3 separate regions of the Mus musculus genome follow, and regions 2 and 3 are each linked to region 1. Evidence: chromatin loops called from intact Hi-C (ENCODE). Cell type or tissue: left cerebral cortex. All regions are shown on one strand. Each heading gives the region's core, and the rest is flanking DNA. Links, peaks and the distances in the headings are about the cores only.

Evidence for each region. Hi-C counts contacts between places; a loop is a spot of excess contacts. Peaks named below come from ENCODE experiments on the same cell type or tissue, not always from the same donor. Only the 100,000 strongest peaks of a DNase experiment are listed, where the experiment ranks them.
Region 2: it touches region 1 in a loop (2.8-fold over the local background); 14 of 42 quality-filtered maps call a loop at or near these places.
Region 3: it touches region 1 in a loop (1.9-fold over the local background); 9 of 42 quality-filtered maps call a loop at or near these places.

The regions. Positions count from the first base shown.
Region 1 is chr2:32,985,815-32,995,708 of GRCm38, forward strand. It overlaps Garnl3 (GTPase activating RANGAP domain-like 3), which reads right to left. Exons shown (of 30, transcript NM_001355200.1): 26 at 9,233-9,351; 27 at 6,309-6,447; 28 at 4,750-4,965; 29 at 3,692-3,818; 30 at 411-1,016. The coding sequence ends at 842. Among named protein-coding and RNA genes, the nearest start is that of Slc2a8, 8.7 kb to the left of the region's middle. In left cerebral cortex, for the core only: a CTCF peak has its summit at 4,518 (motif pointing right); DNase peaks (open chromatin) are centred at 4,632 and 6,475.
Region 2 is chr2:33,125,607-33,135,500 of GRCm38, forward strand. It overlaps Garnl3 (GTPase activating RANGAP domain-like 3), which reads right to left and starts at 5,013. Exons shown (of 30, transcript NM_001355200.1): 1 at 4,818-5,013. The coding sequence starts at 4,909. Ralgps1 (Ral GEF with PH domain and SH3 binding motif 1) reads right to left here. Exons shown (of 20, transcript NM_175211.5): 20 at 7,813-9,894. In left cerebral cortex, for the core only: CTCF peaks have their summits at 4,103, 4,844 (motif pointing left) and 6,416; DNase peaks (open chromatin) are centred at 4,282, 5,195, 5,520, 6,175 and 3 more places; H3K4me3 peaks cover 3,018 bases; H3K27ac peaks cover 1,616 bases.
Region 3 is chr2:33,344,286-33,354,179 of GRCm38, forward strand. All of the region lies in intron 1 of Ralgps1 (Ral GEF with PH domain and SH3 binding motif 1), which reads right to left. Among named protein-coding and RNA genes, the nearest start is that of Ralgps1, 22 kb to the right of the region's middle. In left cerebral cortex, for the core only: CTCF peaks have their summits at 3,552 (motif pointing left) and 5,012 (motif pointing left); DNase peaks (open chromatin) are centred at 2,520, 3,522 and 5,006; H3K27ac peaks cover 1,309 bases.

The DNA.
Region 1 (9,894 bases), core at 1,798-6,797:
TAAAGTACTCTTAACCGCTGAGGCATTTCTCCAGCCCTTCACATTCCAATGTATCTATAAGAGGAAGAACAATTGCTGGGTTCACATGAAAGAACACAGCAGGGCTCAGCTCAGCAACAGCCTGTTTGCCTGGTGCATGCAAGGCCTGGGGCTCCACAGCCGACACTGCAAACCAAACCAAACAAGGTGGACCCACTCAAGTCAGGGGATCTGGACGCTCTCAACGGCAAGGATGCAGGGTTCCCGGCATCACGACCTCCCAGTCGTGAGATGAATTATCCTAAGACGCTGACGGGTGCCCTGGCCTTGTTGTTTGAAAGCAGAGGAAGCAGGAGGCTTCATTCATCTTTCCCAGGGCTCCAGGCAGGAGTGCAGGGGGCCCCACCCCAGTGAACAGGCAGTAACAGGGCCAAGAAAGAAAGCTTATTTATATTATAGTAAAATTAAAAAGCAGCATCTTTTTTTCCATAAAAGAAACATTATATGACATAAGTCAAAATTTTCGAAAAAAATAATTTCCATCTAAACCTATAAAATATGAGAAGGGTTGCAGAGAATAAGAATGAACGTTTTTGATTTATTCAAAGTTTTGATCTAAAACCTTAATGAAATCTACCACCTTTATTACAAGGGGACCGACGGTTCTTGAATGGAAAGAAACAGGGTCGAGAAAGATGGCACTGGACACTGGAGAAGTGACCCACCGGCTGAGGGCGCAGGAGGTTTGGTCCGTGGATCGCTGCCTGGCCGAAGGCGCGCTGTGTTGAGACTGGACGTTGGAGCTGCTTGAACAGTATAAATTTGCGTAAGAAAACTAAGGATGGCCAATAGGGCATAGACTCTATTTCAAGTCAATGATGTCTTCCTCTGAGGAGGCCATGAGCTGGAAGGGGCTGCTGCCTGAGCCCGGGCTGCCCTCTTTATCCACCCCAGCGTCCTGCTCAGAACTTGCCCAGTGGTTGTGGCCCTCGGGATTGGCTTCTGATGCCGGACTTTCCAAAATTCCTGATGGGATCCTGGAAGAGAGAAGCTGCTGTCACAGGGTGGGAGGACCGAGGTGAACAAGTGCAGGGTTTCACTTCTTAGGGAGTCTGTGATCCCACAAATGCCCCAGAGCCCTGAATGCTGCCCTCCACCCTGTCCACGTGACCTCCTGCGGCCTCCCTAGCACTCTGTGAAGCTGGTCCCTTCTTCTCTGTGTCCCTGGCCATGCACCGTGCTCAGAGCAGTGGCTCAGAGTCCTGTTATCTGTGCCCGTTCTTACCATGCGGTCCAAGCCAGGCCTGTGCTGCTTCCTCTGTTCTTGACCCTTAGCCAAGTGGGCCTTCTACCTGCCTTCCTACCATGATTTATTGTTGTTGTTGTTTATCATTATTTTTATTTTATGCAAATTGATGTTTGGTATGCATGTATATCTTTATACCTGTGCATCTCTGTGCCCTGAGAGGCTAAAAGAGGGCATTGGGTCCCCTAGAACTGGAATGACAGATAATTATGAGCTACCATGTGAGTACTGGGAACTGAACTGAGTCCTCAAAGATCAAACAATAAATGCTGTTAACTGCGGAGATATCTTTCCAGCCCCTTAATATTATTACTGTGAACCAGGGTCATGCTAGCCTTGAACTTACAATGATTCTTCTGTTTCTACTTCCTAGGTGCTGATATTCCAGGCCTGAGCCATCATGCCCAGCTACTTACAGTGGGTTTGTTGCTGTTTGTTTAACACTCTTTATTTGTTAGGTGGTGGTGCTGCACACCTTTAATGCCAGCATTCAAGAGGAGGCAGAGGCAGAGGCAGAGGCAGAGGCAATTTGACAATGAGACATATCTACTCCTGACAGCACCCCCTTCTTAGTTCAAAGAAGAATTGAGCATCTTCACATCCAAGCAAGGTTGCTTATTGTGACAAGGTAGCCACTGAGTGGAAACTGCCTATTTCATCTGCAGAATAAATACTATCCAGAAAAAGGACACATTATGCAAAATAGTCAACTGTTGACTCTGCCAAGACAGGGTATGCAGGTAATTCTATTTTGCTAGGGTCTGTCAGATGACCCTGGGCCAGCATGCTAAAGACTGATGCTACAAGGTTTTGAGTAATTAATGGGCTGTCCAGGCAGTCGGCTGTTTCTACGGTTGTTTGAGAAGCTATGTTTGGTGCTTCCTAAATACCCAGGTAATGTTTAAATAGTTTTCAGATTTCTGACGGGACTGAAGACTAGTTTTAGTCTCAAAATTATACTCAAGTTGTTTAACATTAGGAGAGAGGTTATAGAGTGGAAGACATGTTTTCAGATAGCACTGTCAGCTAAAGTCTAACATACTCCAGTTAGAATCATAATTCTTTCAGTTAGGAGTGATGGTAGAGTACTTTATCTAATTAACAAATATGATGGACTGGATGTCATTTTTATATCATACTATATAATTTACATGATTGTTATGTCTGGGAGAAGAGTTTTTTAAAAATATTTTTTATTGGACAGAAAAGGTGAGGTGTAAGGGGCAGTGCTTATGTTAAAGTCCTGTTCCCCACTTGGTTTTTGATCTGTCAGAAAGCCTTGGGCCAGTTGCTGGGCGGAGGTAAAGGTGGGACTTCTGGGCCCTGCAGGTAGAGAGGGAGATGTAAGGAAGGAGGACGGAGTTCTCGATGCTTTGGAGAGAGGAGAACTGGGCAACCAACTGAGGTCTTGGGAGGAACTGGGGCCTGTGGCTACTACTACAGGTCAGGGATGATTGGCAGGGACTAGGTGGGACGAGCCACTGAAGTTTAGGGCAGGTGGGAGGTATGGAGCTAAGAATATAGATAAAGGCTCGTTTTCCAGGTGGGAGATAGCAGTGCCCAGCAATTGTGCCAGAGGCAAGTAGAAAAGGGATGAACTGTGTGTTTATTGTTTGTCCTGGATTCAAGGGGAGCTGGGTAGGGATTGGTATTGTGATCACCTCTCGGAGTAAAGGCGGTTAGAGCTTAAAACTACATGCCACAACCTTTTCTAAAAAAAACAAAAAACAAAAAACAAAAAACAAAACCCATCTCTTTCTGTATTGTTTTTTTCTCACACACATGTGTACATTTGTGTGTGTGCATGTGCACAGTTTTGTGCGTGTCAGGCAAGGCTCTAGCTGAGCTGCCTCTAGTCTCTCAATATATTTTAGTGAACATTTGCTTGATTGCTGGTGACAGTGTTCTCTTATCTCGGCCCTGTGCTGTCAGCTGTCCTTTCTGGGACCTTCATAGTGGGGTGGGTACTGACCCTGTAGGGTGCTGGGCTAGTAGACTCTTGGTGTTAGTATTCCTTCTAGGCTTTGCCCCACAGTTACCTGGCAATAGCCAGGTATGCCTGATTCACTATAAAAGAGGCTGCTTGCCCCTTCTTACTCTTTTATCCTCTTACTCTCTTACTCTCTGCCTCTTCTCCCTCTTTCCCCACCTATCCCCCCTCTCTCTCCACATGCTCCTGGCCAGTCTCTCCCCCCCACCCCCTCTTCTCTGTCTTTCTCTGTTTCTACTCCATCTTCAACTCCCCTCCCCATTCCCTAAATAAACTCTATTCCATACAGTATCTGTTGTATGACTAGTACCTGTCTCTATCAAACATATCCTGGCTCTTTCTTTCTTTTTATAAACATAACACCTGGGCATGCTGGCGTCTGCTGGCCACCATCCAGCAGAGCAGGGCCTTCTTACCTGTCACTACTAGCTGACCTCACAGTCTCTGGCTTGGGGCCTCCTTGGCTTTCTTCCAACCGCTTCCGGGTTTTTGATTTGGCCCTTGGTGCTCCCTCTGTTTTGGTTCCACCATCATCAGAGAGGCCTACATTATAGAGGAAAACCACAGGCCAGTGGACCATTACCACAGGGGACAGAAAGTTCTTTGCAAATTTCACACAGGCATATCATAAGTTTTGATCAAATCTACCCCACTTCCCTCCAGTTTTCCTGCCCACTTTATTTTATTTTTGGTTTTTTGAGACAGGGTTTCTCTGGGTAGCTCTGGTTGTCCTGGACCAGAGCTTTGTAGACCAGGTTGGCCTCAAACTCAGAGATCCACCTGCCTCTGCCTCTGCCTCTGGACTGCTGGGATTAAAGGCGTGCGCTGCCTTTTGTTCTCATTGCCTGTTTCCCCTGTTAACATGGCTTGGTATGCTTTCTGTCCTAGTACTAGAGATTACCACCATCCCTGGTGGGAAATGGTACAGTATTCTCTGGTGTAGATGTAATTATGATTGACAGATTTATAAATCTCTTCTGAAGGGAGTTTCTTTACATTACTTTATCATATCATTTGTGTGTGGATGAGAGGACAGCTTGAGTCAGCTCTCCTTCAGCCATATATGTCCTGGAGCTCCAACTCAGGCTGTCAAATTTGAAAGGAGTGCTTGAACTCTCTGAGCCTCCTCACTGGACCCATTGTCCACCCCACCCCCCTTTAAAAGATGTCATTTTCTTTCTTTTTTAAAACGTATTTATTTATTATGTATACAATGTTCTGCCTGCATGTATGCCTGCAAGCCAGAAGAGGGCACCAGATCTCACTATATAGATGGCTGTGAGCCACCCTGTGGTTGCTGGGAATTGAACTCAGGACTTTGTAAGAGCAGTCAGTGCTCTTAACCTTTGAGCCCTCTCTCCAGCCCCTCATGGTTCTCTTTTAACCTCTGGGTTTTGAAAGTGATAGACAGCCAAAGGTGAAACCGCTGGTCTAGTCACAAGCCGTGGGGACAAAGCCTGGCAGCCATGGTTACCTAGCAGTTCCCTGCGGGTCCTGCTTGCAATCTCTTTAATTTCCATGCGGGAGAGGGACAAGGAATGCGTGACAGGAATGGCAGCGACTCCAAGGCCGATGGAGGTGGGCGGGGTGATGACCTTGGAGACTAAGGGTGATTTCAGAGGTCGCTCGATGCTTCTGCCCACAAGGTTTCTAAGTGGAATCTTGTACAGATTTTTAGACTGAATTTCACCTGAAACACAATTCGGAAAAGACCAGAACTTTAGGCTCATGTAATTATAACGGAACAACTTCTTTCTTTAAAAGTTTTAAAGTACAAGCTGGGCAGTGGTGGTGTTTGCCTTTAAGCCCAGCACTATGGAGGCAGAGGCAGAGGCAGGTGGGTCTCTGACTTTGAGGCCAGCCTGGTCTATACAGAGAGTTTCAGGACAGCCAGGGCTACATGGAGAAACCCTGTCTTAAAAAAAAAAATCCAACAAACAAACAAACAACAACAACAAAACCAACAAACCAAACAAAACTCCCCAAAAGGTTTAAATTACATTTATTGTATGTGCACATGTGTCCATGTATGGAGGTCAGATGTCCCAGGACTCAGCTCTCTTTTTCCATCTGTGACACAGGGATCCAACTCAGCTCGTCAGGCCAGATGGCAAGTGCCTTTACCTGCAGGACCATCTTGCTGGCCTGAAAATAACTCCTTGTTTCTTCACATAATTAGCATGAAGATGCTTCCTTCCTTTTTTTCTATTAATTTATTTTTTTATTCACTTTTTTCCCGATTGCTGCAAAGCTTCCCTTTTCTTGAGTGAATTTGATAAAATACACTTGCTGCCAGTTGTGCTTACACAGAAAAATAGTCAAGGCAAGGAGAGCAAGGACCTGCGCCTGGGACACTCATCCTAACAATAAACAATAAAGATGACTGATGGGCAAGGAGTTACAAAAACCCTTGCTGTTCCCAGCCCCACAGGAATTTGGCAAAGGCCTCTGAGATATCAGCAAACCTAGAGTGACACACTGTGGCCTGAGGGCTGAAGATTTAGCCTCAAAACCCACTAGCACCCCCATGAAACCCACTATCTCCCCTATGAAACCCACTAGCCCACCCCCCAGGAGAAACACATGAAGCTTGCAGCTGCATGCACTCTGGAACACTGAAGCAATGTTTTGCATAACAGGATTTCGCCTGTTTTTGTTTGTTGTCTGAGTACGTGTGGGATTCTCTGTTTCATTCACCGCGCAAGTGTTGGGAGCAGAGCCAAACAAGTTCTTCCTTTTTAGACAGTGACAATGTCAACAACTACTTCTTGTACAATTTTGTTTTGTTTTTTCTTTTTTCCAAGATGGGACTTTTCTGTGTAGTCCTGGCTGCCCTGGTATTCGATCTGTAAACCAGACTGTCCTGGAACTCAGAGATCTGCCTGCTTCTGCCTCCTGCGAGCTGGGATTAAAGGCGCATGGAGCTATGCCCGGCCTGAATAGTACTTTTATAGCAGGTGTAGCTCTGACAATAACCCTAAGACCTCAGGCTCTAAAGCGTGTATTAAGAAGACAGGAAAAGCTAGACTTTACCTTCCCCCAGGGAAGAAGGAAACAGTGGAGTGTCCCGGGCTGGTGGTGTCTGAGGAGACGTGTGGGCACTGGCTCCCTTTGAGCTGCCTCCAGATGAGCCTTCATGCACAGTCGTGGCTGCTGTGAAGTATATATCTGACTGGAAAGAAAGAGGAAGCGTTACCAGCTGCCCTGTGTGCCAGGCTCTGCACACACTGGCTGTCCTGCACCCCTGCCAAGGCCCTGACTGGTTCCCAGGCTAGAGCATGACTTCCTGACCGTCAGAGCATGCAGTGCAGGTCTGCATCTGACCCAGCCATATCATATTTCCCAAGGTTTGCTTTCCTTCTCTCTGCACTTGCCTCACATCACAAACACAACACAAGGCACGCACACTTCCCTCAGGAGTCTCAGGATTGGGACAGACCTCGGGGATTCCATCAGGACCATTCTGCAGTGAGAAAAATGGATGCTTGCTTCACTCAGTCAGCAGATACGCCAGCATAGCTGTCTGTCTGCTGATTTTGGTGACCACAGTAATGGGACATTACATGTGTCTCTGAGAGCCAGCTCTCAGGAATTTCACAAGTCTGATCTTAAACATGGCTATCAATAAAAATTTAAAGCTATAAAATTAGCTTTGTGTTGTTTATCCACATGTGTGTGCCTTATGCATGACTGTGTATCTGCAGGGAGGGAGGAGTAGGGAGGAGGGAGGACGGAGGAGGGAGGCAAGTATCCTGCTCCATCTCTCGGCACCTTCCTTCCCTAGGACTGGGTATCGCTGAAACTGGAGCTAGGCGGTGGCCAGTAACCCCCAGTAACCATCCTGCCTCTGTCCAGTATTGCACACACCAGATTAATAGGCATGCTTGTGGCCACACTTGGAATTTTACATGAGTGCTGGGGACTTGAACTCAGGTCCTCATGCTTGCTCTGCAAACACTTTTACATGTTGAACCCTCTCCCCAAACAAATGGTATAAACTTAAATATGTCAGAATTAACATCAGAATCTAACCATTCTTAATTATTTGGCTATATTTACTGTTACTTGGGAACTCCCCTCTGGCTTTTCCTGATTCTGGTGTCATCATATCCAATGGATGGACTCTCAGCATCAGATACCAGTATGAAGTTAGATAAAACTGTGTTGAGCAGGCAGTGGTGGCGCACGCCTTTAATTCCAGCACTTGGGAGGCAGAGGCAGGTGGATTTCTGAGTTCGAGGCCAGCCTGGTCTAGAGAGTGAGTTCCAGGACAGCCAGAGTTACAGAGAAACCCTGTCTCGAAAAACCAAAAACCCAACCCAACCCAACCCAAAATGTATTGAGTCTAGGGCAACAGCCAGATTAAGTTCTAGTTTAAGAGGTGTGATTTGTTTCTGGTGAGAAATATATTTTTTTTAAAACTTGTTTAATTTTATGTGTATGTGTGTGTTTCCAAATATATGTCTTAGGTACCATGTACATGCAGAAGGACTAGATCCCCTGGAACAGACATTGTGAACCACCACACGGGTACTGGGAATTGAACCTGGGTCCTTTGCAAGAATACTAAGGGATCTTAACCACTGAGCTATCTCTCCAGCCCAGAAGTTAATTCAACAGTTGATTACACATTAGGTGTTTTTATTTCTGAGTTACAGTTTTACTTGTATCGCAGACTAGCTTGCGCATCACTAGGCAGTTCAGACTGGTCTCAAGCACAACAGCAATCCTCCAAACAGCTTGTAAGTGCTGGGCTTGCAGATGTGAGCCACATATCTAGCTCACATCTGGTTTCAGGACAGATCTCTTGACATAAACCCACTGGGACAATAATGAGTGGATCAAGGTAGGATGCCAACTGTAAACTTAGGGTGAAGTTGAACCCGTGGCTTGGTTATAGATGCAAGGGTTCAGAAAAAAAAAATGTATCTTCTGAGAACTAAGTGGTTTTAGGTTTTATGGAGATGGGCATATTATACTGTTATCTGTAAACTAAGATTATGTTACATCAGTAAACTCACAGTCCACAATCACACATGCACACACGTTTTTAACATGTCCATATTTTGGAAGCACTGGTCTACACACAGGTACATAGTCACAGCCGTGGTGCAGCAGGGAGGCACAGCAGCAGCTGTCTCCAACCATCATGACTAAGACCAGGACTGGGAAGGAGCCGGAAGGGAGGGGGCAGGGGCATGGCCTGGAAGAGTGAGAGGGGCCTTTGTGGGGTGGAATCACGGTGTGGACACTAGACAAAGACACCCTGGGTCATGTTTTCCAGTGTCCTTCCAATTTGCGCATCCTCTGAGTTACTGGTGTGGGTTAGAAGATGAGACATGTTTCACATGGCTGAAACACCTGAAACTGAAGCTTGGCAGTGAGCAGGGAGGAACGTGCAAGCTCCGGGTAAAGGCACCAAGGTAAAGGCTTGCCACCAAGCCTGGCAGCTGGCATTTCAGATCTGGGAGCCACACTGTGAAAGGAAGGAGCTGACTGAGGCAGGTGGTGCATGCATACATATACAGTCATAGACAGACAGACAGACAGACAAGACACACCACCAATCATAGTTAGATGAAGAGAAGAAGGTGCAATTACACAGTTGAGTGCCTGAGCTGCCCTGGGACCAGTAGGTCTCCTGAAGCAGAGAGAACTGTGTGGAGCTGTCCTGTCTCCACCTCCCACATAGGCTCCAGGGACTAAGCCGAGGTCATCAGGTGTGTACAAGTGCTTCCCTTGCTGAGCCACTTCACCAACCCTACAAGGAGGGCACACACACACACAAACACACACATACACACACACACACACACACACACACACACACACGGTAACCCTGCTGACCAATCCACACAGCAGTTCCACCTCCCTTTTGGCATCCACACACAGAACAGCTGGCCTGGTGTGATGAGCAGGTCGCTCAGGATGCTAAGGCCATATTGCATTCCACTCACCCTGGAGGCCACGAGCTGCAGCTGTGGCACAACTGCCGTGTGGACCAGGTTCCCATTCACCACCAGGCGGATCTCCATGGAGTCGGTAGTAAAGGCCAGGAGGTATGGGAAGGCGCAGACTGCAAGGGAACAGATGGGCTAGCTGGCTGAACTTGTTCAGTCATCCTCAACACTCTAGAAACTTCTATCACATGGGTGGTCCTGCCTCCCAGGGGCGTACTCTAACCAGTCGTCATGGCTACGCCCCTGTCTGATGCTCCATTATTTGGTCTTCCAGTGGTTCAGCTGCCCAGTCTTGTGGGAGTTACCCCACACTCACCAGAGTGCATCTTGACACCCTTTTGGCACATGACGGCTTGAAAAGTTCCCTTTGCCCTTCCTGCCTGGCTCGGCCCATGTGCCTCTAGCACTGTCACCCTTCTCTGCGCCCCTCTGGCTTGTGTTCCAGGCAGAAGCTGTGTCCTTTAGAGCATCCCTGCACTGAGATGCTTCTGTCACAGGCGGAGCTCCTCCTCCCAGTACTGCTATGACATGCTGACCTCCCACACCACAGCCACCTCTCTGGCTGGTCCTTCAGCTTGCTGTCCACCCTGACCTCGCTCTGTACTCTACATAGGTGACCTGTCTGATCTGGGCATATCCTTGGTAACTCGTTCTGTGTG
Region 2 (9,894 bases), core at 3,322-8,321, 140 kb after region 1:
GCATGAGGACCGTAGTTCAATGCTCAGAATCCATGTAAAAAAGCTGGACGAGGTAGCATGTGCTTGTGAGTGCTGAAAAGATGGAGACTGGTGGAAAGTGCCTGGGCTTCACCGGTCAGCTAATCAAGCCTGACTGTTGACTTCCTGACCTCCTGGTAAATGAGAGACTCTGACTTAAAAGAACAATGTAGATGGCTGCTGCTGCTGCTGCTGCTGCTGCTACTACTACTACTACTACTACTATTACTACTACACCAAATACACACACACACACACACACACACACACACACACACACACACACATGCACACTAACCTGGGCCCATGGGGACTCACAGACTGAATCACCAACCAGAGTATACATGGGCTGGACCTAAACATAAATAGCAGGTATGCAGCTAGCTTTGTCTTCATGTGGGTCCCCTAATAGTTGGAGTGGAGGTTGTCTCTGACTCAAACTCTGTTCCTTGCCTTTGGATCCCTTTCCCCTAGCTGGGCTGCCTTGCCTGGCCTCTGTGGGAAAGGATGAGGCCTAGTCCTGCTGTGACTTGATGTGCCAGGGCAGGTGGATACCCTTCTCTGAGAGAGGGGGGTTGTGAGAATGGAACTGGGAGGAGAGGAGGGAGGGGCTGCAATTGGGATGTAAAGTGAATAAACAAATTAATTAATGAAAATAAATACATAAAAAATAAATGAATGAACTAAGGACTCCTTGACCCTATCCAGAACATGAGAATCTAGGTGACCAGCTACAGAGGATGCTGAAGAAGTTTCTTGCATTACCATGGAGGACTTGGCTTTCAAATCAGGAAGGGGTGTTGAGAGGAACTGGAGGAGAATATGATCAAAATACAGTATATGAAGTTCTCAATGAATAAAAAAAAATTAATGAAAAAAATTGATTCTGTAAACTCAACCCTGGAAGGTAACCTGCTAACGCTGTAGTTCACCTGAAGCTCAGCCTCCATGAACTGTTGCAGCCCAAGTGACAGAGCAAGTGATGAATATTTAAAATAACACAAGTTCATTACTTGTCTTTCTTGATGGTTAGAAATGGGGGCAAAAAAAGCAACAGAATCTTAAAATACCATGGACCTGCCTATTAGTGTCTTACTCAGAGTAGATGTGGCTAAGAACGTTCATCCGAAAGCTAATCATTCTGTCCACAGCTGTCAGTCCCAGTGCTTCCCACACTCCTGGTAGCAGCACTTCACACACTAGGTCATTTAAAGCTCACATCAATACAGGGCGGTTAAAAATTTGTTAACCAAGATTCACAGAGGGCTAAGCAACTTTCCTAATTCACTTGCTTGATTGACAAAGGCAGAAACTTGAGCCCAGGTCCTTGTGCATTGCCACCATCTGATCTGCCTGTCTATAAAGTCACAGTGAACACATTCAGGGCAAGTTGTTTAACAGCACGGGTGTCTTCCCTGATGCCTCCAAGTACAGAGAGCTAGTCTTTTTCATTACCACCAGCCTGATGCCCAGTCCCTAGGCCATTTCTTGCTCCTTCACTTCCTTTTCTTAGCTTGCTGTGTTTGCACACCAGCTATCAGAACTCACACAGGATATTTAGCAAAGAGAACCGTGAAACTGTTAATGCTGCAGAAGTACACACTCATGTAGACACACACATATACACACAAAGATAAAATGAGTAGGTAAATATGGCTAACACTCATTCTCAAAGGGACTAACCATGAGGCAAGGGTGTTTAAACTTGATACAGTTGGCCAGGAGAAGTAACTGAGGCATACAGAGGTGGCAAGGCTTCCCCTCCTAGTTATGTTCCAAAAGCAGCCGAGAAGCTCTCAGACAGCTGCAGGCCTCTGGATCAATGGGCTTGGTCTAAGGAGCCATGCACCCATTCGGTCAAGATGTAGATAAGAGGGTCTGACACTGAGCCAGAATCATGAGGTCATTTGGATTACTGAATTAAGGAAGCTGTTTTTAGAACAACAAAGATAATGGAGAACTACTTTATATGCTAACTGTAAATTTTCATTAAACATGGAGAAATTGTAGATGACTATCTATTTAAGTAAAGAGATTCTTTTACATGAGTATAAACAAGAGGAAGAAATCAGTGGCTCTAAAGTTTAAGACAATAGTCACCACACACACAAATGCGCGCACACACACAAACACACACTCACTGGAAAACCACCACACAGAATGTGAAAAGGCAAATAATTAACTGGAAAAAAAAATCTGCTATATATTTACCGCAAAATTCCCCTTAATAAATAAAAAAAAGTTTTAATTCTACTAGGAAAGGATAAATATTCCAAAGGAAAATGATGATCATATATACAAATACCTTAAAATAAGTAAAAAAATATGATTTATGAGAAAAGCATCATTACTAAATAAAGAAATTCAAATGACAAGGTATCACTTTGGCAAATATAATAATAATGCCTAGGAGAGCACTCTGGAATCCTGCTGCAGAAGACTTTAAGAGGCTCTTTTGTCCTGACCCATAATTCCCATCACTTTCATGATCTTATCTTATGGGCCAGTGATGTCTTCACACACAAGTGACTATACATAAATGAACTGCATCTCTAGGAAGAGTGAAAGTAGTAAAAGATAGGCTAAAAATAGTTAGACATCCATATAGTAGGAGATCACACAGCAACTGAAAAAAAATTTTTAAGGAATATGTAAGGATTGCTTCCAGGGTTTATGATGTGCTGAGTGAAAAGTCAATTAAAATGATAAATATTCATGGAGAAAAGGCCAATTATATCTATAGTGGGATTATGAATCAATAAACTATCCACTGGGTGTGGTGGTCTTTAATCCCAGCACTTAAGGGGCAGAGGCAGGCAGGTCTCTGTGAGTTCCAGGACAGCCTGATTTACATAGTGAATTTCAGGCCAACCAGGGCTATATGAGACTATATATCATCAATACTACCATCAAAATAATTTAATTATCCTGTTTATGTTCTTCTTGCATTTTCAAATTTCATTCAATAAATTATTTTTAGAAGAAAAAAAGAAAAAAAAAAGCTAATCCTAATTATCTCACAAGCCACTAGATAATGTCATGGTGTATCAGAGAACAAAAACACCTGGAGGCTTGTAAGTCATTTCAGTTCTTGAAGAATATGGTCATGAAGACAAAGGGGAAGGAAGTCTAATTTTTATGCCAGCACTGTCCACTATGGTACGCATTTCTCAGTCCTCCTAAGGCTCTTATCAGAATTGCTGGAGCAGATGTGTCAAGGACTGAGCCTGAGAAAGCTAATTAATGCTGGCTGAGGGGGTAGTGCTGGGATCAATGTGGTTACTTGCATTGAAGGCTAAGCACAACTCAACACTCAGGTGTCTTGGCGAGGTGTTCCACAGCCACAGGTGTCTGTGGCTCCCGGACTGCATGGGCTGCATTACAGAACCATTCCTTCATGTCCGGAAGTTCTGTAGCAGCACTGTCCTAAGCAGGCTGCCTCAGACCTGAGAGATTCTCTTTGCTCCAGTCTCTTGGTATACCTCTTCCTATTCTTCATGCTCAAGCCATAGAGATTGTTAGCTGCCTGGGTCTCCTATGGAAGGGAAATGTTCCACTCAGGTCACCACACAAATATTTAGAACCTTCTTGGCAGATGCCCAGGTGCTGATCACACAAAGCTAAGCCTAGAGTTCAAGAAAGACTTTCAAAAAGAATTGATGAGCAGTTCTACAGCCTGAGGGAGGAGTGCCCAAGCCCTTCAGGCTCTGTGATGGGCCAGGCTTGAGGCAGCTGTGGTGATGGGGAAGAGGCTAGGGCAGCGGCTAGAGCAGCCTTGATATCTGTCCTTACCACACAGCATCAGAACTGCTGGAGCAGTGTGTCAAGGACTGAGTCTGAGAAAGGCCAATTAAGGGCATCACACCTTCCTTTAAGGATCTTGGCTGGTTTGCTTTGTGCCTTAGCAAATGAACTCTCTTTTCCACCTCAGTGGAGGTTAGAGTCCTACATCTTTTTTCTCTTCCTCGTCCCTACCCATGCTATGGCAATTAAAAACTCAGGGGTGCAGGCAGCAGTAGGCTAGGAGGAAGGGGGTTGGCTTCAGGATACCCTCCCTAAGGCCATTATTACAGAATACTGATGAAAATCTGGCCCAGATGGTGGTGCTGGAGTCATTCTGAAAGGAATGAGTCCACCTGGAAGCAGGACCCATTTCAAGTTACAAGGAATTCCTTGGAGGTGGGAGTAAGCCGGGGATAGGCATGGGCAAGAGCCGCAAAGGGAAGGGCGTGTCCGGCAGCAGCCAAGCTTCACCTACGGCCAGGCTGGTTCCTCAGGAGGGCGCCAGTTAAGGAAGGTAAGTCCGGGAGGGGCACGGACAACCTGGGAAAGAGAAAGGACCTAGGAACTATGCAGGGTGCCCCCCACCCCAACCACAGATGGGCGGGGCCATAGGCAGCAGGTGGCCAGGCACTTGGGGTGCGAGGATGGATTATAGAAAGCAAGAGAAGCCTAAAGGGTGTCCTTTTGGGGGCTTAGGGGTTCCGACCTTGTCCTTGAGCATTTAGAAGCAGGCAGGTCGCGTTCTCCACAGCCCAAGACCTCCCTGAGCCGTAGTGTGCAGGGCCTGTCACAGGGCCGAGGCTTCGGACGTCCACATCATCTGCCGGCCGGACACAGGTCTCTAGCCCTCCCGCTGGGCACTCCCTCAGCGTGGCCCGGCCGCTCTACTGGGCTCTGCGCCGACTCCCTCCCACGCCGCGGCCTCGCCACACTCTGTCCCCTCACACCGCCAACCCCCACGTGGCCTACTCCCCTCTCCCACCCCTAGAGGCTGCACCCCTCCGGGGCAACGGTACCTGGGACTCTCAAAGCTGCACCCCCTGCGCCGCAGCGCCGCCCTCTTCTGCCGCAGGAGCGCAGCGGCAGCCCCGCCGGGTTCCTGCTCCATCGCCCCGGGCGGGGGCCGACGGCTCGGGCACACTCGGGTGGGCTCGGGCCTCGGCGGTGTTCGGCCGGACGCTCAGCTAGCGCGCCGCAGCCCACGCCCCGCCCCGCACCCCTCACCGGACCCAAGCCCCGCCTCTGTCCCGCCCCAAACTCCAGCCCAGCCTGGGACCTCAGGCCCCGCCCCGAACTCCAGCCTAACCACGCCCTCAGACTATTCGCGGGGTCCAAGCCCCGCCCCTACTCTAATCAGGTCCCTTGAACACGCCTGAGGCTTTAGGCCCCGCCCCTACTCTAACGGCCTAACCACGCCTCTGGCTTTAGGCCTCACCTCTGCCCCGCCCCCATTCTAGCAGGTACGCCTCTTCCGAACCTCTGGCTTTAAGCCCTGCCCCTAGCCTAGCGAAGTTTGCCTCATCTCTCCGGAGCTAGTCTCCGGAACCTCCCTGATCTCCTACCGAATCCACTCCCTTTGGTCCTTTTTGAGGCCTTGGCCCTCCCCCTGCCTCGCCCCTAATCTAGAAGATCCTCCCTCACCACTCAGCTGGGTTTAGGCCCCGCCCCCTCACCGCCCCAACCCAGTCTATTTGAATTAGGTTCAGGTCCCGCCCCTGTCCGCCTTTGCCCCGCCCCAATCACGCAGATCTCCTCTCAGCTCTGCTCAGGCTCCACCCGTGCCCCGCCCCAAGTACCAAGCCTTACCTATCAGTGGGCTCAGGCCCCACCCCAAACCCTTATCCAGTCAGTCCCTTTGCCCTTCAGCTTTGCCAAGGGCCCGCCCCATCTCTTAGCCAAACCCACCTCACTCCCTAGTCTGGGCACAGGCCACGCCCCGAGCTAACGATCTCCGTTTCTCCGGCCCTTCTCAGACCAGTGCAGGCCCCACCCTGCCTCTACACCAGCTCCAGCCACGCCCCTCCTGAACTGGCCTCACCAAGATCTTCTACCCGCGCTCCCTCCGTTCTTCTGTGTAGCGCACGCAGGCTCCCAATGCCCACTGGATCCTCAACTTCGTCGGGTCCACGGCCCATCACTCCCGCTCCTTACCATTCCCACAGATCTAGGCCCTTCCCACCTACCCCTCCAGCACAGAGCGCTCTATCGGCCCGCCGCTCCACAGCTCCGATTGCTGGATTCTCTGCTGACCCTCCTCACCTCAGCACCTCTTGGTCCTTTCTATCGTAGCACCGCCTTCTTTTGGGGGCCGCCTTTCTCCACATCCCGCCCACAGGCATGGCCCCCAACCCCGGAGCTCCGCCTCTTTTCTCTTGAAGCTGAGGTCTGTACTTAGAGCAATTTTGTTCTCTCGTCCCTTGGCTATTCCACCCCAAGAGCCCTCTAGCTTCCCCGCCTACAAGTCCCGCCTATCTAGCCCCGCCCATGTCGCCTCTTTCTCACTTCAGGAGTGCCTGGATGGTGCGGGTCTTCCTGCCTGAACTGGGGTCCACCATGAGGTTTGCGCTACCTCAGGATCTAACCAGTCAGCAAAAGGAGGTACTACTGTCTCCTGGTGGCTGTTTGTGGTCTGACACAGTGAGGCTGAGGGGAGCTTTGGTTGTCTACCAGTTGTGGGTTCAGGTTTTCATTCATAACCTTCCAATTTTGTGACAGCTCTAACCTCCACCCCTCATTTCCTCCCCGAGTCGGATGCATCATCTGAGTTCTGTAACATTGCACTGTAGTTGGGTGTGGAAATTCATCTGAGTTTAAGTAAGGATGGCTTTGCCATCTATTTCTAGTTCAGTTTCTGTTGCTGTGATCAAAAGCACCTTAGGGAAGAAAGCCTTTATTTGTCTTACAGGCTACAGCCCATCATCTGGGAAGTCAGAGCAGGAGCTCAATGTCCCAAGCAGAAACTGAGGTCTGTACTTGGAGCAATTCTGCGTCTCTTGTCCCTTGGCTATTCAGCCCCAAGAGCCCTTTAGCTTCCCCTGCCCTACACAAGCCCCGCCCACGTTGCCTCTTCCTCACTTCAGGGGTGCCTGGATGATGCGGGTCTTCCTGGCTGAAGCGGAGTCCACAACGAGGTACAACAGTTTGGAGCTGGAAGGGTGAGGAACTCAAGAACTGAATCAGCACTTAACAGATTTTCCTCTGGCTTGCTCACCTTCTTTTCTTATCTAGCCAAGTACCACCTGCCCGGGATACTACCACCTACAGTGGGCTTAGATCCTTCACAGCACCCCACCACCACTACCAAAAGCCCTCACAGACCTGTCTACAGGCTAATCTGATGGAGGAAGCTGCTCAATTGAGAGTTCCTCTTCCCAGGTAAAGTGTAGGTGTGTGCTAATTTGTGCAGCAGGGCTCTTTCACTGCGATCACAAGGTTCTGGTCTCATTCAAGCAGAGACAGGAGCAAGAATGGGTGTGTATGCCTGGGAGCTGCCACTGAGATCCCCAATCTACTCTAGTTCCTGCGCTCCTGCTCGCTGGCGCTTGCTCTCTCTCTGCCTCCCTCCCTCCCTTACTCCCTCCCTCGCTTTCTCCCTCTCTCCTTTACCTCTAATCAAACTGGAGTGGGTTTGCTTTATGCATCATGACTTCCTCCTGACAGATCTTTTCAGATTATCACCTTGACTGGAACTCTCCCTCAGTAATCTCGGGTTGCCTGCTTTTCCCCATGTGCATCCTGTCCTCTCTGTCTCCCTGACCCCCCTCCCCCCACTCCTACAGCCTCCTTAATGTTCTGCGACTTCTGATCTGAAAACTCTCAAGGCCCCCTGTCTTCTTAGGTATCCCCAGACCCTCTGCCTTCCTCTCCAAGAGATCCACAATATTGTCCCTGTTCTTTCCCTATATATTTACATCCTAGTTACTCTCAGCAGAGCCCTGGGCTCCTCCAGGCATGTAGCACAGCAGCTGCCTGTCAAATTGACTGCATGTGACACTAATAAATAGAACGATATTCATTGGAAAACACATTTAATTTCAAAGTAAACAAAGATGTCTGTACATTAAAGTATTTAATTAGTGAAACAATTATTATCAGTGTAACAAGCTGAAAAATACAGCAACTTGATACAAGACTGAGGTAACAAAATACTTCACCAAAAATCTAAAGACTCCCAAGGAGGGATGATGTTCAGTGGTTATTGCAGATGAGACAATTTACAAATGTTAGAGAAAAGTCCTCACACAACTGCATGCAGGGTCTGCTGGGAAAAAAAGACAGCTTAAGGGGGGGGGTGCAGCAGATTGAACAAGAAACAAAGTAAGATGTGAAAACTCATTTTCAGTTTACTTGGAAGAACATGTAAGAAATTGAAAACTACTCTTTATACAACATTTTGAATGCTAAGTGGGAAACCATGCATTTTGGCACAAAATTTATTAAAGAGTATGCCTCACTAATAAATGAATTACTATTATTTCATTACTGAATGGTCAAAGTCCTTCCAAAATGGCAGATGACCTATCACCTTGCTGCGGTGAGTGGCAATTTGGGGCTGTCCATGGGACACACACTTGTGCAGCAGCAGCAGCTTACAAGATGGACCAAAGTCCAAGTCCTCGGCTCCCAGGGACACGCAGCTCCCACTCATACTGTATATGAATTAACACTGAAGTTACAGAGTAAACGGGGTGGGGGGCTGTGCGTACGGCAAGCACTCAGACCCTACTCTCTCATCCTGCCTTTGGCGTCTTCCCTGGAACCATTCTTGAACACAGATCAGAATCTGGCTGCTTAGAGCCAGCCAGCCTCCCATGTCGGGACTCCAGCAAGTCCTCAATGCAACTTACTCTCCCAACATTTCCATTCAATCTGGTCTTCCTGGAAGAACCAATGCACACGATTGTATTCAGGAGTAGGGGAGAGATAGGGTCTTGCCAAAGTTGGCTTGTGAGGTGGTAATTATTTGGTCATTGACTGGTTAAGTTCTACAAAGGCCAAAATTGGATTTGTCTTGTTTCTAGCCTTTTTCAGTCTGGGTAGAGCCTGGGGTATAAGAAGTATTCACTTGACATATGAATGTTTATGCAATAAATACACTTTCAAAAGGGCTTTGTGCAGGGTGGGTTTTTTGTTTGTTTTATAACATGAAATCACCCAACATATCAATATGACACAGGGACAGTTTAAGGGTCACACAGAAGAGAAGCTGTGCTTTTGGCAATATTCAATAGAGGTTGCAAAGCTCTGGATGCCACGTGCAGATTAAAGCAGCCTTGGCTTATAAATGGCTTCCCAGTTTTACAGATCATTTTCCATCTGAAAATTGATATTAAAAAATAAACAAAACAAACAAAAAACCACCACACCTTTCTTAGGCTCGAGAGGCAAGAGTAAACTGATGGAAGAAACACTGGCCATCTTGGTAAGGAGGAGAAATACAGAGAGCCTGTTGGCGAGCCACGGATGTGTCTACCTGCTCAGCATCAAGTGCCCCAAGGCATTCAGCCAGGGCAGGGGAAGGCCGGACTCTCCTGCTGGCTTGTGTAGGAGTGTTTCCCACCAAGTCCAGCATCCACAAGGTATCTTGCTTGCCAGCGGACACTTGGCTGACCTTGTATTGCAAAACTTGTACACTGGAAAGGGGACAGAGGTTTACTCTTATTGTGAGTGAGAAGGCTTTTCTTGGGACTTCCTAATTCTACCAGCTGCCCATCCCAGTTTCTAAACAGCATTCTACAGCTCTCAGTTTGGGGTGCCATGGTCTGTCTCCAACAGTTTCACAGTATTTGTGTACGATGGACAGTGGAGCAAAAGTGCAGAACAGCTTCCTTCAAGGCTAAGAGTCCACCAAAGGACCACTGACTCTGTCATGTGACCTGGCCACCTCCCCTTGCAGCCTTGTGTGACAAGCTGTGCCGAGGATATCAGCACTGAGCTTGTATGCTTGGCCTAAGGCCCTGCTTGGAGAGACAAATATCTTTTAACTCCATAGACAGGGCTTTCCCACTACCTTCAAGGCTCACAAAAGTCCTACAAGGCTTTTCACTAATAAAGTTCAAGCAGTTGTCTTCAAGAGTTCATGGTAAGGATGCT
Region 3 (9,894 bases), core at 2,012-7,011, 360 kb after region 1:
GTGGACAGATAGGCTGGGACACAGCAGAAGGACATCGTAGGCTACAGGGAGGAGTGCATGGAGCAGTAGAGGCAGCAGTGGGGGAGGGGTGCGGGTGGGCTTGCGGGGTTAGGGGTTTTCCTTGGAGGTACTGGGAATCCTCTAATTCAAGGTTGTGAACAAGTGGTAGCAAATTCCATTTCTATTTTATTTTGTGTGTGTGTGTGTGTGTGTGTGTGTGTGTGTGTGTGCACACGCATGTGCATCCTGTGTATATGCTGATATACTCTCAGAGGCTAGAAGATAGCACTGAGTCCCTTAGAGCTAGAGTTACAGGCAGTTGTAGGGCTGGGAACTAAACTCAGGTCCAGGAGAAGAGCAGAAAGTCCTACCAATCTCTGAGCCTTGTCCTCAGCATGTATGCGTGGATTCTGAAGGACTGGGGCAGTCCAGTTTTCCTGCACATGATGAAGTGTGTAACTAGGTAGGGCATTAAAAGGGCCAACATGGGGCCACTAAGAAGAGCCACAGTGCTGGTATGAAGCTGAGGAGGGGTCTTCCGGGTCAGGAGATGGGAGGTGGCCTCAAGCGTGCGAGCACAGCATGGGGCACTGGGTCCCAGAGCACAGTCAGCAGAGGCTCCTTCTCACTGCCTCAGCTGTGTCCTCCCATCTTACAGGTGCTGAGGAAGCCCAGCGAGCAGGACAGGAGCCTGTGTGGCCACAGCATCAGTGCCTGCCTCTGCTCTCCCCTCGTCCGATCACAAGTGAAGGGTTCACCAACCCTTGCTCTGTGCAGGATTCCAGCCCTAGACCCAAGGACAGCAAATACAGCTTGGCCCTCAGTGCCTCTGCCACAGAGGCTTTGTCCCGGACTCTGGAGACAGGACTTGCATGCATTCTGTAAACCTCCTCTGTGGTAGTCTGAATGAAGATGGCCCCTAGCTCATAGGGAGTGGCACTATTAGGAGGAGGTGTGTCCCTGGCAGTGGACTTTGAGGTTTCAGATACCATGCTTCCCATCGTGACAATAATGGACCAAACCTCTGGACTATAAGCCAGCCCCAAATAAATGTTTTCCTTCTAAGAGTTGCCATGGGCTTGATGCTTCTTCACATCAACAGCAATACTAAGACGCCACTCTGCAGATGTAAATACAGTGACTGAGGGAGATGGATTCAACTATTATGTGCAGACACATCTTTTCACATCTGAACTCTGTATCCATAGGGAAGGTGGTATCAGCTGCTTAGGCTGGGCACAGCAGCCTGTACACACAAAAACCCATTCTTCCCACCCTCCCTCGACCTCTCTACCTCTCAGCCCTCCCCACCCTGTCTCCTGCATACACAGGCAAACACACTCTTGCTGCCAACCCTCCTGGAAACCCAAACAATGCAAGAGTAAAAGCAGTTCTCATGATGTAATTCCTTAAGAGCGTGGCAGCTGTTATCAGAACCACAGAACAACCCCGCGTCTTTCTCTGCTCTTTGGGGGTGGGGGGAGTCCCAGAGAGGGAAAGGAAAAGCCCAGATGCAGCCCTGGGTTCTTCCCAGGCAAAGCGCTCCTCAAGACTGTCAGCTCAGGAAAGCACAGGACGGCCTGAGATGAGCAGGCCAATGAGCAGGCCCTAAGGGCAAAGCAGAATGATCACTTTTTCCTAAGACAGTAGAGGCTGTCTCAAAGAAAATGCATACAACCAAGCCTGCCCAATTACAGGAGTGTGATTTCTTCCAAATGTTGCAAGCACGAATGAAAATGGATCCCAAACAGGTTGGGAGAAAGAGCCGCATCCAGGGGTGAACTGGGATGTGCTGTCACGGTCACTGCACTGGGAGCACCACTCTTTGCTGGCTCATGCACAGAAGCTGTGTGGAAGACCAATGGGGAGGAGCCTGAGCCTGCTCTGCTTCTGCCCCTCCTCCAGTACTCTCTATTTTAGAAGTCACAAGCATGGGCCCTCCTGCAGCAGGGCCACAGTGAGTCAGACCTGCTGTGGCCAATGGGCTTTAGAGAGCGCTCTGGGAAAGGCAAGTGAGGAGATGTGAGACACCCATCTTTGTGAAGATGGCTCAGAAGTCTGGGAAGAAGATTCCCTTCTGCGTTGTTAAGGATGTGGGGTGTCTAGATCAGGAGTCTAGTATTCTGGGCCCCTCTCCACTCAATCACATGCTTGATTTTAATGATTCAAAGAACATCTGCCTTGGGACTAAGCAAGCAATGTTACTTCAAGGAGAGGGGTCACAGTCTCTGCCCGGCAGGTGCAGAGATGCTTCTGTGCTTCTCTGTAGCCAAGTCTCCTCCCAAAACCCAAGCCACCCAAGACCCCTGAACAGTCCCCCACTGTGTCCCTGCTTCCACACGGTGACCCTTGCCAATGAAGATTCAGAAACGACAAGGTGTACAGTAAAGGGGTACACGATCCTACACACAAAGCCAGAGAGCCCTGAGCTGGGATGCCTGGTGCTGGCCTGGTTCACAATGAGGCTCTTGTTCTCTTCAGTCACTCCTCCAAGTCCTGAGACCAAGTTCCTCTTCTTGAAACCAGGAGGGTAGGGGTAGGTGGTGGATCTGCAATCACACGTTCATTAACAAACACCACAAGCACTGTCCTTGGCCCCAACTTCGTAACAAGTAGCTGGGCAGCCCCCAAGAGGAGAGGAACTGTGCCAAGAGGATGAGGCGAGTGGGCAGCTGGCAGACAGAGGCACACAGGGTCTGTCACCTGTGAACAGAGGCTAAAGCAGGGGCTCAACCAGCTCGCCAAGCTCTTGCAGCCCCATCCCACACGCTATAGGGCCCTGTTGGGATGAGAGGGGTGTGAATGTCCACAAGTGTGTGAGGACAGGGGACATTTTCACAGCACTCCATAAACTGAGTTTGCTCTCCACTGCATGAAGTGCACCCCCATATTTGCTTTCTCCTCTCCAAACTTTGCTGGAGAAACAAACAAACTTAAAATATGAATGAAATGGTTTCAGCCCTGAAACCCGGGGAAGGAAGACATGAATGAGCAAACAGGACTAGCTTGAGGGAAGGAACTCTGGGTGCCAGGCATCCAGCCTCAAAGTCGGTTCCTTTCCACTAACGGCATCCAGCAATAAACACAACAGCTCAAACCAGAGCAGACCTGGGCAAGGAGTTTAAAGAAATGTGCAGAAGTCACCTGAAGAAAACAATAAACTCTCATTAAAAGGTTTTAAGGGCTTGGCTCAGGGGCAAAGGCTCACGCCACCAAAGCCTGACAACCTGAGTTTGGTCCCTGGGACCCACATGGTAAAGACCTCTGTAAACTGTCTTCTGACCTCCACACACATACACACTCAAACACACACAGAATCAATAAACTTAATGTTTTTGTTAAAGAGTTCTAGGGGCTGAAGATGGCCCCTTGGTTAAAAGTACTCACTGCTCTTGCAGTGGACCCATCACACACACACACACACACACACACACACACACACACACACACACACACCTGCCAGCACCCATGTGGTGGCCCCCAACCATCTGCAACTCCAGTCCCGAAGGATCTGTCGCCCTCTTCTGGCCTCCACAAGTAGTGCATGCACTCAGTACACACATTCATGCAGGCAAAACACCAGTACACATAAAATAAAAATACGTTTAAATCTTCCTTTTAAGCTTTAACTCCCTTTGAGACAATAACATAAATTCATCAATTCTCCCCTCTATACAAGCATCTGAGAGGCAGAGCTGGATCTCTCTGAGTTCAAGGCCAGCCTGGTCTACAGGGTGAGTTCTAGAACCGCCTGAGAAACCCTCTCTCAAAAACCAACAACAAAAAAGCAAAAACAAACAAACAAAAAGAATAAATGCTCAGCAAAAGGGAATAGTTAAACAGACCCCCCCCCAAATTAAAACATTTGAGGAAAAACAGATTTGTGTTTTTAGTCTTAGAAGAAAGCAGCTCTCCCTCAGGGTCACAATAATGTCAGGAAGCCAAGGAAACCAGCGGCCAGCATGGGTGTGTGCGTGCTCTGACTAGCTTCCTGTAGTGTTGGGGATGGAACCTGGGTTCTGCCACATACTAGGCAGATCTTTGGCTACTGAGTCACCCATCCATGGCCCACCTGGCAGATTTAAATGTTAACAAGCTTAACTTCAGGATAGAAAGGGAACATGGAAAGACCAAAGGCAGCCAGTAATGCCAGGAAAAGGTTTGTGGGATCACGTGGCAGGTGATGACTGAGCATCTCTGATGTGGAAAGTCCCCTGGCTGGACTCCTGGCAGACACGGCACCTTCAAGCCTGGAAACATGAAGACCCACAAGAGCTGAAAGCACAGCACGAGGCCATGGCTGCACTCAGCATGGCAGGGACCATCAGGACAGGCCACCAGGCCTGCACCAGGAAGCCACAGACTCCAACCCACACATGCGCTTCTGTGCCCCATTACACTGCATCAGACAATCAAGACATCAGGACTTACAGACAATGAAAGATGCCCACAGCTCAGGCGCCTGCTCACATCAGCACACTCATCCAGCCAACAAATGTTTGCCCAAAGTCCTATTTGTACCAGGTACTATCCTGGATTCCAGGGACAAAGCAGCAAGCAAGAAGCCGGAAACCCCTCAGTAAACAGCAAATAAGGCATTCAGTAAATACACGGCTTGTCAGCAAGTGATACTAGATAAAGAGGAGAACTAGAGAGGCCCATGAGCAGGGCAGGGAGAACTGGCTTCCAGTTGGCACATCTCACTAAGAAAGTGCTTACACAAACACATGCTTGAGGCTGCTAACAACACATGCACACACATGATGAAGACATACAGAAAACCTGCTACACAAACTAACAGCCCTGCCTCCCAAAGAAACTCCAGGTGCACTTAAATGTCTACCGTTTTGTATACTTCAATGCTGTCTATTTATAGTAGGTATGGAAAACACTTGGAGCAACACAGCACCTAGGGGTAAAAGTAGTTGCACACTTGAAAGGCAGCTCACTGGATTAAAGACAGCCTCTGGGTAGGGAGGCTGGAGCTCTGTGTGGCAATTTGGTGCCACCTGGTGGCCAGTTGTTTAAATAAATACTGGTATTCCAACAGTGCCAAGTCAGATTCACCAAGGTGTACAATAGTATGAAGCTATGTCTGCCCTCTGAGCGGTGACAATGAGGGACTAGGATGTCAGAGTCAGGGTGGAATTTGTTTAGCTGGCTTGAATTTTAAATCATATGTGTCTAATGACTCACTTATTTTTATAAATTAACTCATTGTAACTGACAACAGTTGGCAGTTCACCACTGGACTGAGGTGGAGAGAGAGGGCTGGCAGTACAGAGCCAGAGCCCAGGCCATTAGCAGGGAGTCTGGGAGACTCATACAGGAATGCCAGGCCTCGGGACACAGGTTCCTCAGAATGTGGGGGTGCCCAGCGTGAGGCCAGAACCTGGAGTGGCATGTAGCTGCTAGGGCCTCTAGAAGGGAAACAGAGATCAACAGAAGAGGGTTTTATGCTTGTCTGGGTGTTAAATCTTCAGGCTGCAAGGAGGAGCCACACACAGCCAACCCATGCCCAACTGTCCCTATGGAAGAAAGCCATTTTGGCACAGGAGAGGGCCACCAGAAGCACTGGGTACCTGACACAATGGCAGAAGCAGAGGAGCTAGGTGGGGCATGCAGCTCAGTCTACCAATGGGGCCTAGTGCAGCTCTGTGTTGGAAGCTGTGTGTTAAATGCTTACAAGTTTCTTAAAACACCAGAGACCTACTGTGTAGGGATGATGGCAAGCTGATGGAAAAGGCTGGAACACACCCCAGGAAGGGGTTAGGACATGAAAGGAGGGACAAGGCGAGGAAACGGGAGCTGCATTTCTAGGATCTTCAACACAGGCAAGGCAAGCATCGGGGCAACGTCGCTCTGTCACAGAGAGTGGGATAAAAGGCTCAGTTGTATCTGCTGGGGTTGGGAGCTGTATTCTTTGAGCCTGAGTTTGGCACATGGAATAGGAATCCCCTATGCAACAGTGGCTGAAACTACAAGTTAGTACTATCACAAAAAGAATGAAAGAAATGGGGTAGCAGCCATGGCTAACAGCTGGTTTCATACCCCGTGCAGAGACTTGTTTAGGCAGTCTATTGGGTTTGGCTGTGCATTATCTTCTCAATTAAAACAGGAAATCTATTTTTTATTAAGAAAATTTTAAATTAAGGAACATTCTAGATAAGTAACTGCACCGTTCTGTCATTTCTTCTTCTGAGATTGTATTTATAAAGGCTGGTGGAAGTGAGCCTGAGATGAGCTGATCCCACCTAGGCCGTGTGGCCTGAGGGTGAGGGGGGCAAAACATAAAACTACCATTCTGGCACCACAGGCTCCGAACAAAAAGCAAGCCCGAGATGACCACCAATCAGACACCATGTAGGCCTGGGCAGGCAGATCACACCCAAAACATCCCCTGCCTGGTGCCTGGTGCCACACTGTGTGGCCAGGGCATAGCATTTCTGAGACCACTCCTAAAATGACCCCAGACCAAAGATGCCACTAAGGAGCCAGGAGATGGTGGAGAAATGGAAGAGAAGCAAAAGATATGTGTACAATGAAGAGAGGCAGACTCAAGGGTAGTGAGGGACAGCCTGACATGAATAGCCAGGGATGCCACCTAAGACTATGCTGAGGTCCTGGCCTGTGCTGCCACTGAGGGCCATGTCTGAGTCTGTGTCCCTGCAGCAGCAAGGGTCTGTTACCACCAAAGACTAGACAGACATCCCTGGTCGGAGCTGCCTCCCAAGACCATGTTGGTGGCTGAGAGCTGTGCAGAACTGGCCCCACCCCTTGCCTGGACACCATGGGAAAGCTACTAGCCCTAAGGGCGTGAGAACAGGAAAGCTGACCCTGCCCCTAGTCAGCTATAGTACTCAGGAGAGCAATCCCCACCCCCACACATCATCCCAGGAAGCACAGTGGAGCTTCCCTGGTTTCAGGAGTCACGGGTGACCTGGTCTCGAGGGTATGAGTATGGGAAAGCTGGATCTGCCGTTCATCTCCCGTGGCATGGATAAGAGAGAGATGCCCTCCATTGCCCCCTACTGCAGGTAGGTGAGCTGGCCTCTAGGTCATCAGAGCAGAAGAGCTGGCCCTGACCCTCACTTGCTGTAGCACTCAGGAAAGCAGGCCCTGCACCTTGCCTGGGCAGCACAGTAGAGCCAGCTGTGAAGGCATGGGTGAGCCAAACCCTGATAGCATGAGACAGGAGAGCTGTATCTACCCCTTGATCACTGCAATACTGGATGATCTACTCAGGACAGGGCTAAAGAGCTTGCCCTGGTGGTGTGGGTGCAGGGGAGTTGGCAGGCTGACCAGCTCAGATACCACTCAGGTCCAGATCCAGGGCTTTGAGTTGGCCGATCCCACATGTACCCTACCAATGAACCACTGGAACATGCGAAGAAGCCAGTCCTATAGATACAAAGCTCCAGGAGCTCTGTGACACAGGGCAACAACAGGATAGTCAAAAGGAGACCCACTGAGGTTCCAGGATTGATAGTATAGCAGAAGCCAGAGGCTTCAAACCAGATCAAACATTCACTGCAACGAACATTTGCAAGCAAAGAAGTATGGATAAAAGGGTATACTGTGGGATATACTATAGCTTTCACAACAAGATATTTTTCTTTTGGAGAGATTACAAAGGAGGAAGGCAGGTCCCAGGGGACAGGGAGATGAGTGGGATTACAGTACATGATGTGAAATTTACAAAGAACCAATAAAAAGTTTTAAAAAAGAAAGAGGATATGAGATAATGGTTAGATCATACTGTTCCCACATGGCCCCTCCCATTTCTAGGCACTCCACTGCCCCTGTGTCTGAAACAAACTCTACCCACTGCCCTATAGGACTCAGTCAGATGTGAGAACATGCAGAGTTTGCTCAGAAGGCAGCTGTGGGTAACTAAAGCTCTTAGGATAGGGCTGTGGGTGATGCCTGAGTGACCCTCTTCTGGATATCTTGGAAGGGTGGCCAAGAATGCGGCCACGCTGTGACCCAATCCAGTAATGAAGATGACACATGGTCCATCACCTATTTAATGGGTGCTGTAGGAAGTCTAGATGCAGTGTCAGCCTGGAGATGGACACACAGTAGGGACATTTACAGGAGGGTTGCCAAAGGAAGAAGTGGCCTTTCAAATAAGGCACCACACCAAGAATGGATGAGGGAAAGCGGCAACCCTCTCTGCCAAGGCTTTGCTCATAGCTGTGTGCAGGGTATCTTCTCCCCTGTTCACAACAGGCTACCCATGTGGGATAAGCTGGTAACCTGTGACCTCACTAGGGACATAGATCAGCCCAAAATGCCCTGGGGTTGGCAAGGCTGGGAAACTTCTTCCAGCTTGCAGGCAAGTGGGTGGCTACTACACCTCTCAAGAAACAGTGCTAGTGAGACAGACAGCAGACAGCAGAGAGGAGCCCATATGCAGAGCCAGGCTGACCTGGGCTAACCCACTCCACTGCTTGCTTGCTATACGCTTTCTAAGAAATCCACAGCTGAGTCCACGTCCCTTTATGCCCCACATGGTAAACCAAAAGAGCTTTCCAGCATCCTCCTTGGGAACCAACCCCACACAGGTGGCTATGTTTTAGGGAACACACCTACATGCTACATCAATTGCCCTTCCACTCCTCAGGATCAGGGCTGACAGGAGATGAAGCTAATACAAGAACCTGGAAATGCTGTCCTGACACGGCCTTTAATATTTTAGTGGCTGTTCCTAACCAAACAGAATCTTGACACTTCAGGAAACACTCTGCCTCTTCCCATACTCTTTCCTTAAACTCGGGGATGGGCACAGAGAGGTGGAAGCTGGGAGCCAGAGCAGAGCCCACGTTGGTTTCAGTGCAGTAAGTTATAAGCAGCTACTGTGTGAGAGACACTGGGTAAGACACAGCTGCCTTCAAGGAGATTCGAGCGTCTAGCCAAGAAGGTAAGGCAGAGCAGACTAAAAGATACAGATGCAAAGCATGGCAGGATGCAGAGTGTAGCCAGGATCATGAGAAGAGGCTCAACAAGCATCGTGAGTATTAAAGGAAAGAGCGTCCATAAACTAGGGTGGAAGGAGTGGGAGGGAATGGCCAGCACACCTACAGTGCCTAGAAGGCAACAGTCATGCCTGCACATCCTTGGCTCCCTCACCCCCAGCACTTCAGAGCCACCCAAAACTTACATGGTGATCTGAGCTCTGGCCACGGGTTTATGGCTGAGGCAGCTCAGGGTAAAGAAAGGAGCTGACCTGGACATGAGAACTCTCTGTGGTGAGTACACACATCCGACGGAGCGTGAAGACCAGTGTCTGAGTAGATAGCAACAGGAACAAAAGAGCAACAGCTGTCAGAGTGGCCACAAGTGTGGACCAGGAGGGAACAGACAAATGGGGAAGGAAACTCTCAAAAGGAGAACCAGAGGAAACCCAACCACAGCTTGATCTGGGACAGAGGAGCCTGTGCCAATCACACTCTGTCACCATAAGACAACACCAGAGGTGACAGATTTACAAAGAGAAAATATTTGGCTCATAGTACTTCAGTCCAAATAAAGCGAAGGCAGAATGTCACCAAGGGTCCATCAAATTAGGGCTAGGAGGCAAAGCTAGGAAGAAAGCAAAACCGAGGCTCCCATAAGGCTCACTGCAGGAGAGTAGCTCACTTGTCCCCCTCAGCTCTTTTTCAAGCAGCCCTACCTCCCAACTTCCCACCTCAGAGTAGGACCTATGGCTGAAAGGCATGATGACCTAGGGCCTGGGGTCCATCCCAAGCTCTCAGGCTAGCAACCCTGGGCCAGCCTCTCCACACCCACGCTTTGCTCCCCTGACAGCACCCCCCTCTCTCCCATCTACAAGAGCAGGCAACACAGACTCTGGGCACCAGCCTACTTCTCTACCAGCTACCATGGCCCTCC